2 separate regions of the Homo sapiens genome follow, and region 1 is linked to region 2. A link is a loop called in an ENCODE intact Hi-C map of the cell type or tissue named here. Cell type or tissue: ascending aorta. All regions are shown on one strand. Each heading gives the region's core, and the rest is flanking DNA. Links, peaks and the distances in the headings are about the cores only.

Region 1 (5,387 bases), core at 160-5,159, 1.3 Mb before region 2:
CTTTGAAAAGACCATAATGCAAAATAAGGTTGAAAATTCCAGGGTTTCTAAAATCATGTTTTCCCCAACCCATCTAGAACCATGCAATATTTGGGACATATTTATGCTAAAAATATTCATTTATTATCTGAAAGTCAAATTTAACTGAGTGACCTGTATTCTGTCTGGCAACCCTAATCTAGTGTCATTGATAAAAAGATGTGGGAACAGATAAAAAAGATGCAGCAGACAATTGGTTAATTCTTTTTTCTTTTCTTTTCTTTTTATTTTTTGAGATGGAATCTCGCTCTGTCGCCCAGGCTGGAGTGCAGTGGCACAATCTTGGCTCACTGCAACCTCCACCTCCCGGGTTCAAGCAATTCTCCTGCCTCAGCCTTCCAAGTAGCTGGTACTATAGGCGTGTGCCACCACACCCGGCTAATTTTTGTATTTTTAATAGAGACAAGGTTTCGCCATGTTGCCCAGGCTGGTCTCCAACTCCTGACCTTGTGATCCACCCATCTCAGCCTCCCAAAGTGCTGGGATTACAAGTGTGAGCCACTGTGCCTGGCAACAATTGGTTAATTCGTATTTGAAATCTTTATACATATATCTCACTTGAACTTTACAACACTCATAGAAGAAGGATATATTAAAAAGCTTGTTTTACAGATATGGAAACTCAGGCTTGAAGAAGTTAAGTCATTTGTCTAGGTTCAAACAGCTACTTGAGTCAGAGAGGTAAGATTCAAGATCAAATTTAACTCTGGAGCCTAGACACTTAAACATATCAGTGTAATCTTAAGTGACATTTAATAATACTTTGGAAGCAGATGGACTAAAAGACACACACACACACACACACACACACACACACACACACACACACACACTCCTCATATTAGCAAAGCATCATTAGGACTAATTCTCCTTTAGTGTTTTCCAACCATTATATCAATGGTTTCTAAACTTTTAAATTATGGACACCTCTCCTCCATTTTAACCTCTCATAGTTAGAATTACTAAGCATGGTAATTTTAGTTGTCTGATATAATATAATGACAGAAATTAGCAAATTAATTTGTCAATCAAAATGAATTCATATATAATTTTCACAACACAAGTAGCATCTAACAGCATATGAAAGACAGTAAAACATACCTTCAGATAAATTATTTATTCTAGAAATGATGTTGAGTGTGCAAATAGATTGGAGGATTCCCTTATATAATTTGAGGCTCTCCCACTACCACCTCAAAGCAGTCATGTCCCACAAGTTGGGAATCTATAAATTAGAGAAATTAAATCTTAGAGATAGACCCAAGATGAATGAAATTTCTTTCCCTGAATGTAGAAATGAACCCAAAGGAAAACAACTACTGAAGCTGGGGAGAAATGCAAGGTGAGGGGAGGGGAGGGTCAGTGATTTAATTCTCAGCCACAGCAGGTGCTTCTGGTGTCCTGCCTGCTTCAGCCTGAAGGCTTTATACTACAAACATTGGCAACTTTTGACTTGATGGCTTTCTCTGCCACCTCTCCCTACTCATGTACAGCTGACAGTAGGACAGCAGGGAAGTCTGGAAGTGGTTACACCTAGAAAGCAACACTTAACACAACCAGCTTCCTTGCCCTTTGAGTGGGATGACTCAGAGTGAAGCTTTACCCAATCTCCCAGAGGCCCCCAGAAGGACTAAGTCCCAGGTGCCCACAGTAGTCACCAGCTCATTAATGCATTTGAATTGGTCACCTTCCCTTCCTCGTCTCACTTTCATCCTTTCCCAGTGCTTCCTGGGATCTTCTCCCAATTAAACTGCTTGCATGCAAATTCTTATCTCACTCTCTGCTTCTGGGAGAACTCAATGTTAAGAAATGGACTAAGGAATTTTATATTTTTGAACCCTGCCATAGGTATCAATACCAGAAAAGATTAGCTCTCTGTTACTTTTCTGATCCTCAGTGCCTTGAGAATTAGTCCAGCCTTTTGAGGATAAGCAGGTTGGTGAGCCTGGTTAATATCAGTTCTTCATGGAGGGGCCCATGTGGTTACTAACAACATGGGTAAATAGAGCCTGACGTAAATTAATTATGCTTACGTAGATTTTTTCCTCTGTAAATTTTGGTCATTATAAATAAAGAATTGATAGGTTTTTGTACACAGTACATGGTGAATAACTGCTGTCCTTCAGTGCTCCACTCCTAGCATCTTTATTTGGGCATTTTCTTTGGACTGAACTATAAAATATAAATTAGATTAATTTATTGGATGAGAAAGTTGTGCAATGATAAAGCAGAACAATGTATTCACTCAGTCTTATGCCAGGCAGTATGGGGTAGTAAAAGCAGAATTTAAATGGGAGTTGGGAGCCTAATTTCTGCATGGTGTGTAACACCTCTGAGTCTTATTTTCCTTATGAATCAAATGAACTCTAATAATCCATTCACCAACAAGTGTCTATGATCTTTTCCACCAATAAAAGTCCCAGTGTCAATTGCAGAGTTGAAAAGGATTGTAGATTATGGGCAGACTTCAACATCTCAAGATTTCCTGCTCAACCACCCCTGGAAAGAGATCATGCATGCAGTATTGTGAATACCTCTGAAGATGAGTAAGATGAGTATATGGTAAGATAGGCTCTTCAGGGGACACTTGACAATGTCTGGAGACATTTTTGGTTGCCAACAACCGGAGTCAGGGAAGATGCTAGTGGCATTAGTAGATAGGGATGCCTCTAAACATCTTACAATGCAGGGGTCCCCAATCCTCTGGTCATGGACCAGTACCGGTACATGGCCTGTTAGGAATCAGGCTGTACAGCAGGAAATGAGTGATGGACATATGAGTGAAACTTCATCTGCATTTACAGCAGCTCCCCATCACTTGTATTACCGCTTGAGCTCTGCCTCCCATCAAATCAGCAGCGGCATTAGATTCTCTTAGGAGCATGAACCCTATTGTGAACTGTGCATGCAGGGGAGCTAGGTGGCACATGCCTTATGAGACTCTAATACCTGATGATCTGTCACTGTCTCCCATCATCCCCAGATGGGACCATCTACAAGCTCAGGGCTCCTACTGATTCTACATTACGGTGAGTTGTATAATTATTTTATTATATATTACAATGGAATAATAGAAATAAGGTGCACATTAAATGTAATGCGCTTGAATCATCCAGAAACCATCCTCCTCCCCTCCGGTCCTTGGAAAAATTGTCTTCTATGAAACCGCTCCCTGGTGCCAAGAAGGTTGGGGACTGCTGCTATAGTGCACAGAACGGTCCCCCAAAGACCAAGAATTATCCAGTCCCAAATGTCATTGGTGCTAAGGTTAGAATAAGACAACAAATAGACCAAAGCATCCAATGGCTGAAAGCAATAGAAATTTAATTTTTGCATCCATAACAATCTAGGGTAGTTCAAGCTAGACCAGGGTGGGGTTGTGGGAGTGGGCAGGTAGACCCAGCTCTGCTCTGTGAGAGGATATCAACTGATGGCATGATTGTCACTTTCAGTATATTGTTTCCACAGCTATACCAGGCTCCCTCCATTTCAGCCAGCTGAAATAGGGAAATGGTATGGAGGAACATGTATAGGAGGTTTATCTGGGTAAAATCCGGCAATAACACACACGTCTTCCTCTCATGTTCCATTGACTAGAAATCAGTCAATGCAAGGCAGGCTAGGAAATACAGTGTGGACTAATCCATTACTCAGAAAGAGGAGGAAAGAATATTCTGCCTACTAGTTAGCAATCTCTGCCCTAATGTGCAACTACATCACTTCTTTTATTATAATAATAAGAGAGATAATAGCTTCAGGTTTTGAGTACTTGTATTTTATGAATTTGTATATATTTTGCGCATGTTAACTCAATTTTCCCAGTACCCTAATAAGCTACATTCTGTTATTAGCTCCATTTTACATTTTAGGAAACCAAGGCATGAATGGTTAAATAATTTCTCTAAAATACACAATAAGTGTCAGAGCCTGCTTATAAACCCAGACTGTATGATGCTAAAACCTGAGTTCTACCCATTATACCGCCATTCCTGTTTTCTCCTTGAGTACCGTGGTTGTTTCTACTATTGAACCCAAATCTGCCTTTCCACACCCTCCCCCTCCACTTGCTGGTTCTACTTTTGTTATTGGGGAGAAACAGGACAATCTTACTTAGCGTTTTCAATATAGACAACTAGAGGCATAGGTGGAAATCAAGGTAATGGCCATGGGGGCTGGAAAGAAACAGGCAGATGTAAGAGATGCAGACTCCATAGGAGAATTCAATGGCCTCGAATTTTTTTCTAAGGTAACTGGAATTCTCTAACTGTTAAAGAAAATTGATTCTCACATTGATTTTGTATCCTGAGACTTTGCTGAAGTTGCTTATCAGCTTAAGGAGATTTTGGGCTGAGACGATGGGATATTCTAGATATACAATCATGTCATCTGCAAACAGGGACAATTTGACTTCCTCTTTTCCTAATTGAATACCCTTTATTTCTTTCTCCTGCCTGATTGCCCTGGCCAGAACTTCCAACACTATGTTGAATAGGAGTGGTGAGAGAGGGCATCCCTGTCTTGTGCCAGTTTTCAAAGGGAATGCTTCCAGTTTTTGCCCATTCACTATGATATTGGCTGTGGGTTTGTCATAAATAGCTCTTATTATTTTGAGATATGTCCCATCAATACCTAATTTATTGAGAGTTTTTAGCATGAAGGGCTGTTGAATTTTGTCAAAGGCCTTTTCTGCATCTATTGAAATAATGATGTGGTTTTTGTCTTTGGTTCTGTTTATATGCTGGATTATATTTATTGATTTGTGTATGTTGAACCAGCCTTGCATCCCAGGGATGAAGCCCACTTGATCATGGTGGAGAAGCTTCTTGATGTGCTGCTGGATTCTGTTTGCCAGTATTTTATTGAGGATTTTTGCATCGATGTTCATCAGGGATATTGGTCTAAAATTCTGTTTTTTGTTGTGTCTCTGCCCGGCTTTGGTTTCAGGATGATGCTGGCCTCATAAAATGAGTTAGGGAGGATTCCCTGTTTTTCTATTGATTGGAATAGTTTCAGAAGGAATGGTACCAGCTCCTCCTTGTACCTCTGGTAGAATTCGGCTGTGAATCCATCTTGTCCTGGACTTTTTTTGGTTGGTAAGCTATTAATTATTGCCTCAATTTCAGAGCCTGTTATTGGTCTATTCAGAGATTCAACTTCTCATGGATTAGTCTTAGGAGGGTGTATGTGCCCAGGAATTTATCCATTTCTTCCAGATTTTCTAGTTTATTTGCATAGAGGTGTTTATAGTATTCTCTGATGGTAGTTTGTATTTCTGTGGGATCGGTGGTGATATCCCCTTTATCATTTTTTATTGCGTCTATTTGATTCTTCTCTCTTTTCTTCTTTAT
Region 2 (5,387 bases), core at 218-5,217:
GTACCTACTACACGGCAGTTACTCATCCATGTCTTGGGAATACAGCAGTGCAAAGAGTAGACCCAGGCCCCTGCCTTTGTGTAACTGTACCTGGGACAGGAGAAAATAAGTATATTAAAGGCTCTGTTAAAAAGTATAAGGGCCAGGCGCAGTGGCTTATGCCAGTAGTCCCAGCACTTTGGAAGGCCGAGGTGGACAAATCGTTTGAGGCCAGGAGTTCAGGACTAGCCTGAACAGCATGACAAGATCCTGTCTCTACAAAAAAAAAAAAAAAAAAAAAAAAAAAATTAACCAGATATGGTGGCACGCGCCTATAGTCCCAGCTACTCAGGAGGCTGAGGCAGGCAGATTGCTCAAGCCCAGTCTGTAACGAACCATGATCGCGCCAGAACCAGACCCTGTCTCAAAAAAACCAATTCTATTCCTAGGCATATACCCAAGAGAAATGAAAACATCCATGCACACAAACACTTGAACAAAAATGTTCATAGCAGCATTCTTCAAAATAGTCACAAAGTAGAAAGAACTCAAATATCCATCAATGGATAAGTGGATAAACAACGTGTGGTCTATCCATACAATGGAATTGTACTTGGTAGTGAAAAGGAATGAAGTACTGACACGTGCTACAACATGGACAAACTTTGAACATATTATGCTGAGTAGAATAAGTTAATCACAAAGACCACATATTGTATGATTCCATTTATATGAAATGCCCAGAATAGGCAAATCCATAGAGACAGAAAGCAGGTTAACAGTGGCCTAGGGCTGGAAGGGGGATGGTTGGGGAGCAGGGGCTTGATAGCTACAGGGTATAATGATTCTTTTGGGCATGATAAAATTATTCTAAAATCGACCACGGTGATGGTTGTACAACTCTGTGATACATTAAAAACCACTGAATTGTATACTTTAAATGGGTGAATTATATGGAATGTGAGTTATATTTCAATAAAGCTTTACATACATACATATATACATCCATAGAGCAGGTGAGGGAGGTGAGGCTTACAGAGAGAGGGATGTAATTTTATTGTTTTTTAAATTTTAAATATCAGACAGGTTTGAAATTTTTAAACATGCAATTCAATAATGAAAGACTTGATTCCAAATATACAAATATATATAATTAGTCTAATTAAGTTAGAGATATCATTAGCTATTTCCTGATTTATTCTTTCATTTTAAAATGGACACATAAGATTGTATGTTGTAATCATATACAACATGATGTTTTGAAGTACATATACCTTGTGGAATGGTGAAAACTATTTCCTGATTTAAAGTTGGAAACTGAAACCCAGTGAAAAGAAATCCTACATGCTCAAAGTATTTTCTCTAGATCATGAAATCCTGGATGCAAGCTTGGTTCCGCTTAATGCTAGTTTGCAGAGTCAGCTAAGTAAACACTGCCCCCTAGCAACAGCACGCAAGAACCATAATATTTAGTATTTCATGAGGTCTTTCCACAGGGTCCGGTAATGTCAAATTTAGAACTATCCACAGTTCTTTGTTTTTCCACAGGAAAAACAAAGGCAAAGAGCTCATTATCTTGATTTTTTAACTTTTTAAAACTGACACATAATAATTGTGTATATCAATGTCATGTTTTGATCTATGTATACATTATAGAAAGACTTGATCGAGCTAATTAAAGATCCGATCATGCCGTTATTTTAATGGCAAAAACCACAATTACCTTCGCACCAACCGAATCACCTCCCCAGTTTATTTTTGTGGTGAGATTATTAAAGTCTACTCTTTTAGCAATTTTGAAATATACAATACATGATCATTAATTGTGGTCACCATGCAGTGCGACCGCTCACTAAAGCTTATTCCTCCAGTCTAACTGAAACTTACGCCCTCTGATCAACATCTCTTTCCCCATCCTGTCCCCACCCCTCCCTCTAGCAGCCACCTTTCTACTCTGTTTCTATGACACTGGTTTTATTTTTTTGGACTCCACAGATAAGTGACATCGTGCAGTATTTGAAGAAGAAGGTGAAGAAGATGGGAGGGTCCTGCAGATATCCAGGGGCAAACAGGATGATCACCCCAAGTTTCATCATTATTCATTCATTCACAACCCCCCTACTGCACACCCAATCTTCCTTGCTGATTCTGGTTCTGACTGCGCTTCAGCAGGCCTCAGCTTTCTTTCGTGGTCCAACAGTGACACCTAGCGGTGACTTCTGATAAGCACATGCGGAGATGCTGTGGGCCTACCCATGAGGGGAGTCCGAAGACAACAGCCACTGAGGGGACAGCCGGCCAGGCAGTGAGACCCCAGGTCCTCTCCACTGTTAGTCCAGCGAGGAAGGGGGAAGTGAGTGGGACGTGGCTCTCTGGCTGTCCCTTCAAAGTGCATCCAAATCAAAAGAACACTGTAGTCCCTTCATTTTCAGCATCACCCCATTCTCACCCTCCCATGTATTCCCCTGCTGACGTGCGCATGGGCTCTCCTTTGGCCAGTGGTGCTCACCCCTGGCTGCACATTACAATCACAGAGGGGAGGGGCAGGCTGTATTCAAGCTAGAGGTCCTCTCCAGAGATACTGTTTAAGTGAAGCCAGGGCAGCAGCATATTGTTTTTAATTCCCCCTCGTGAAAGAGCTGATGGAAATCAAGTGGATAATAAAGCCAGCTGGTCAAAATCAGATTAAAGTCAGCCCAGTTGGGCTCCTAGGTCAGTCAATGAATCTAAGCTGTGCCGTTATCAGAACATCTATTCCTGTTCTGAGTTTCTTCATTTACCCTATTTATTTCTCCTTCCTACGAGCCAAGAAAAATGACACACTATAAGGTTTTATCAATCTACTCTAAATAAGGACATCAAAATTCATAGCAAACTCCCACCTGGCCCACCTTCAAAGGCCTTTATAGAAGCAGTCAAGCAAAATTGGTCGTCCAATCCCTTGTGACAATGAAGTCTAATTTCCTGCCCTGGCTGCTGCCAGTACATGACGGGAAATGCCACTGGTAAAGGAAGGACAGGCTTGGAGAAACGGACAGACAGCATCTGTGACTAGTAGGAAAGAACTCCCCCTCTGAGCATTCCTCTTAGCTCTTTACGGAATGCTGAGGCAGGTGAGGGAGGTAGAGCCCTTCCCTGGCAACCAAGCCCCTCCTCCGATGAGCTAGGGAATAAATCAAGATCACCTGGAAACTGAAAGCCCCTGGAATCACAAAACTCTATCTGTGCCCCATTTGTGTTCTGTCCTTCTTAGACCACTTACTACATATATTCTGCCTGTGTTCTAGTCAATTCCCTGATCTGTTCTCTAACCATAACTATTATGTTGTTATATGCAGGGGATTTTTATTAAGGAAACCTCTTCGTCATGCCAAATTTTTTATTCTTAGACATTAACCTTCACAATCTCCTAAAAGGACATAAGTTTCAGGAAACTATTTCCCGGAAGGGCTGGTGCGTTTGATATTAAAAAGACGTGTTTCCCCTCCAGATAGCATCCATTTACTCTGGAAACATCTACTGCTCGCAAACACGGTGTTGGGATTCTAAAAAGGAAAGATGCAGAGTTCCTGAGGGTCAGGATGATGGAGGCCCCTGGGCCTGCCTCAGCTCCCGTGGGTGTCTAGCATGGTGCTGACTGTTGCAGGATGTTTCCAGTTCATCCCAGAGCCTACCAGTAGTAGCAAAAGGCAATCTCATATGACATTTTGTTATTGAAGATAAAACAGTCCCTGATTTTGTTGTCATCTACATAATCAAGAATAACCGAATATAAAATGTGTGCTTGGCTGGGCTCAGTGGCTCACACCTGTAATCCCAACACTTTGGCTGAGGCAGGAGGATGGCTTGAGCCCAGGAGTTTGAGACCAGCCTGAGCAACACAGTGAGACCCCATCTCTATGAAAAAATAACAAAAATTAGCTGAGCATGGTGGCGCATGCCTGTGGTCCTGGCTACTCAGGAGGCTGAGGTGGGAGGATTGTTCAACCCCGGGAGGTGGAGGCTGCAGTGAACTGGCATCATTCCACTGCCCTCCAGCCTGGGCAATGGAACAAGACCGTTTCCAAAAAAAATGTGTGTTTTCAGTCAAATCCGGTATAGTAAGAAAACTCTGCTCTGTGTGGAAAGGCTACCAGCTCTATCGTCACAGCTCTTCAGAAGCCTGTGCCTGAGCTCATGCCTTGGGCATGCCTTATTGATGATGGATTTTAGGTTAAATATACAGCCATGCATTTTGCCCTTAGATATTTCAAGTAATAAATCCCTCCCACAGGGGTAAAAGCGACAAGCGACACGCGCTATATTCCAAATCTCCCAGAGGGTTCGTGTTTTGAGGTTTCGGCCTCTGCAGCTTCCCACGGGAGTGCCGCATGCCCATCCACGTACCCGCCAGCAGGCCGATGAGCAGCATCACCACCCATCCCGACCAGGCATCCAGCAGGCTCTTGATGAACTCCCATATGGACTCCTTGCTCTTGCTGGTGATCTAGAACAAAGCAGATACAGCAACTGATCCGAATGCATTTTCGAATTCATGCTTTTTTCCTTGAAACTGTTTCCTCGGGAAACAGGGTAATTAAGAAAATAAAATGAATGTCATCAAGCAGCTAAATTCCCACTGATGTGATTCTTTCAGTTATGTGCCGCAACGGTACGACGAGCTTTCTAGTTCACAGAGCTATAAAGATGCCACAAAAGTCTCCAAAGAATTCGAGCACACACTCAAATAATTCACTTAATTAAAAAACATACTAAATGTGATTTGATCTTTGATGATTTAAAAGCTATGCTGAAGGGGGACATTGGTTCGGTGTCTCCATTCTGAATATGAGTTACTATCTTAACTTACATTGCTAAGTTTCATTAAAAAGCCTCTTCACACAGACTTCATCTCCTCCTTTTGTTTTCAAGGTTAAATTTTAGCAGCACGAACTTAGAATTAGCTGGCACAGATCACGTCTCCCACAGCAGATGGACTACCTACACACACCTCCCTGTGCTAACAGAATCCTATGCTCCTCTGAGATCATCATTCCCTCACGGCCTTTTAGAGCAGTGGTGGGCAAATGTTTTCTGTAAAGGACCAGAGAGTAAATATTTTGGGCTTTGCGGGCCGGATGGTCTCCGTTGCAACTCCTCAACCCTGCCACTGTAGCACAAAAGGAGTCATAAAAATATGGAAATGGATGGGCATGGCTGAGTTCCAATAAAACTTTATTTCTAAAACAAGGTGCCAGCTGGCTTTGGCCCGCAGGATGCAGTCTGCTGAGCTGTGCTCTAGAGGGAATGCTGCCTCGACCCCACATTCCTGCACTGCAGAGCCAAGAGGCTGCAACATCTTCATGACTGAGCCTGGCTCCCTACACATTCCCCTCCTCCTTTCGTGCCAGCCCTCGTGAGGCGATGTG

What was found. Peaks named below come from ENCODE experiments on the same cell type or tissue, not always from the same donor. Only the 100,000 strongest peaks of a DNase experiment are listed, where the experiment ranks them.
Region 1: a loop joins it to region 2, with 4 times the contacts of the local background. A loop is called at or near these places in 8 of 110 quality-filtered maps.

The regions. Positions count from the first base shown.
Region 1 is chrX:11,522,497-11,527,883 of GRCh38, reverse strand. The region is part of intron 1 of ARHGAP6 (Rho GTPase activating protein 6); the gene reads left to right. Among named protein-coding and RNA genes, the nearest start is that of ARHGAP6, 140 kb to the left of the region's middle. In ascending aorta, for the core only: no CTCF peak of the experiment used is centred there; no DNase peak of the experiment used is centred there.
Region 2 is chrX:10,186,593-10,191,979 of GRCh38, reverse strand. It overlaps CLCN4 (chloride voltage-gated channel 4), which reads right to left. Exons shown (of 13, transcript NM_001830.4): 4 at 4,366-4,465. Among named protein-coding and RNA genes, the nearest start is that of CLCN4, 32 kb to the right of the region's middle. RefSeq lists a silencer at 2,100-2,229. In ascending aorta, for the core only: CTCF peaks have their summits at 1,412 and 2,191 (motif pointing left); DNase peaks (open chromatin) are centred at 1,399 and 2,199.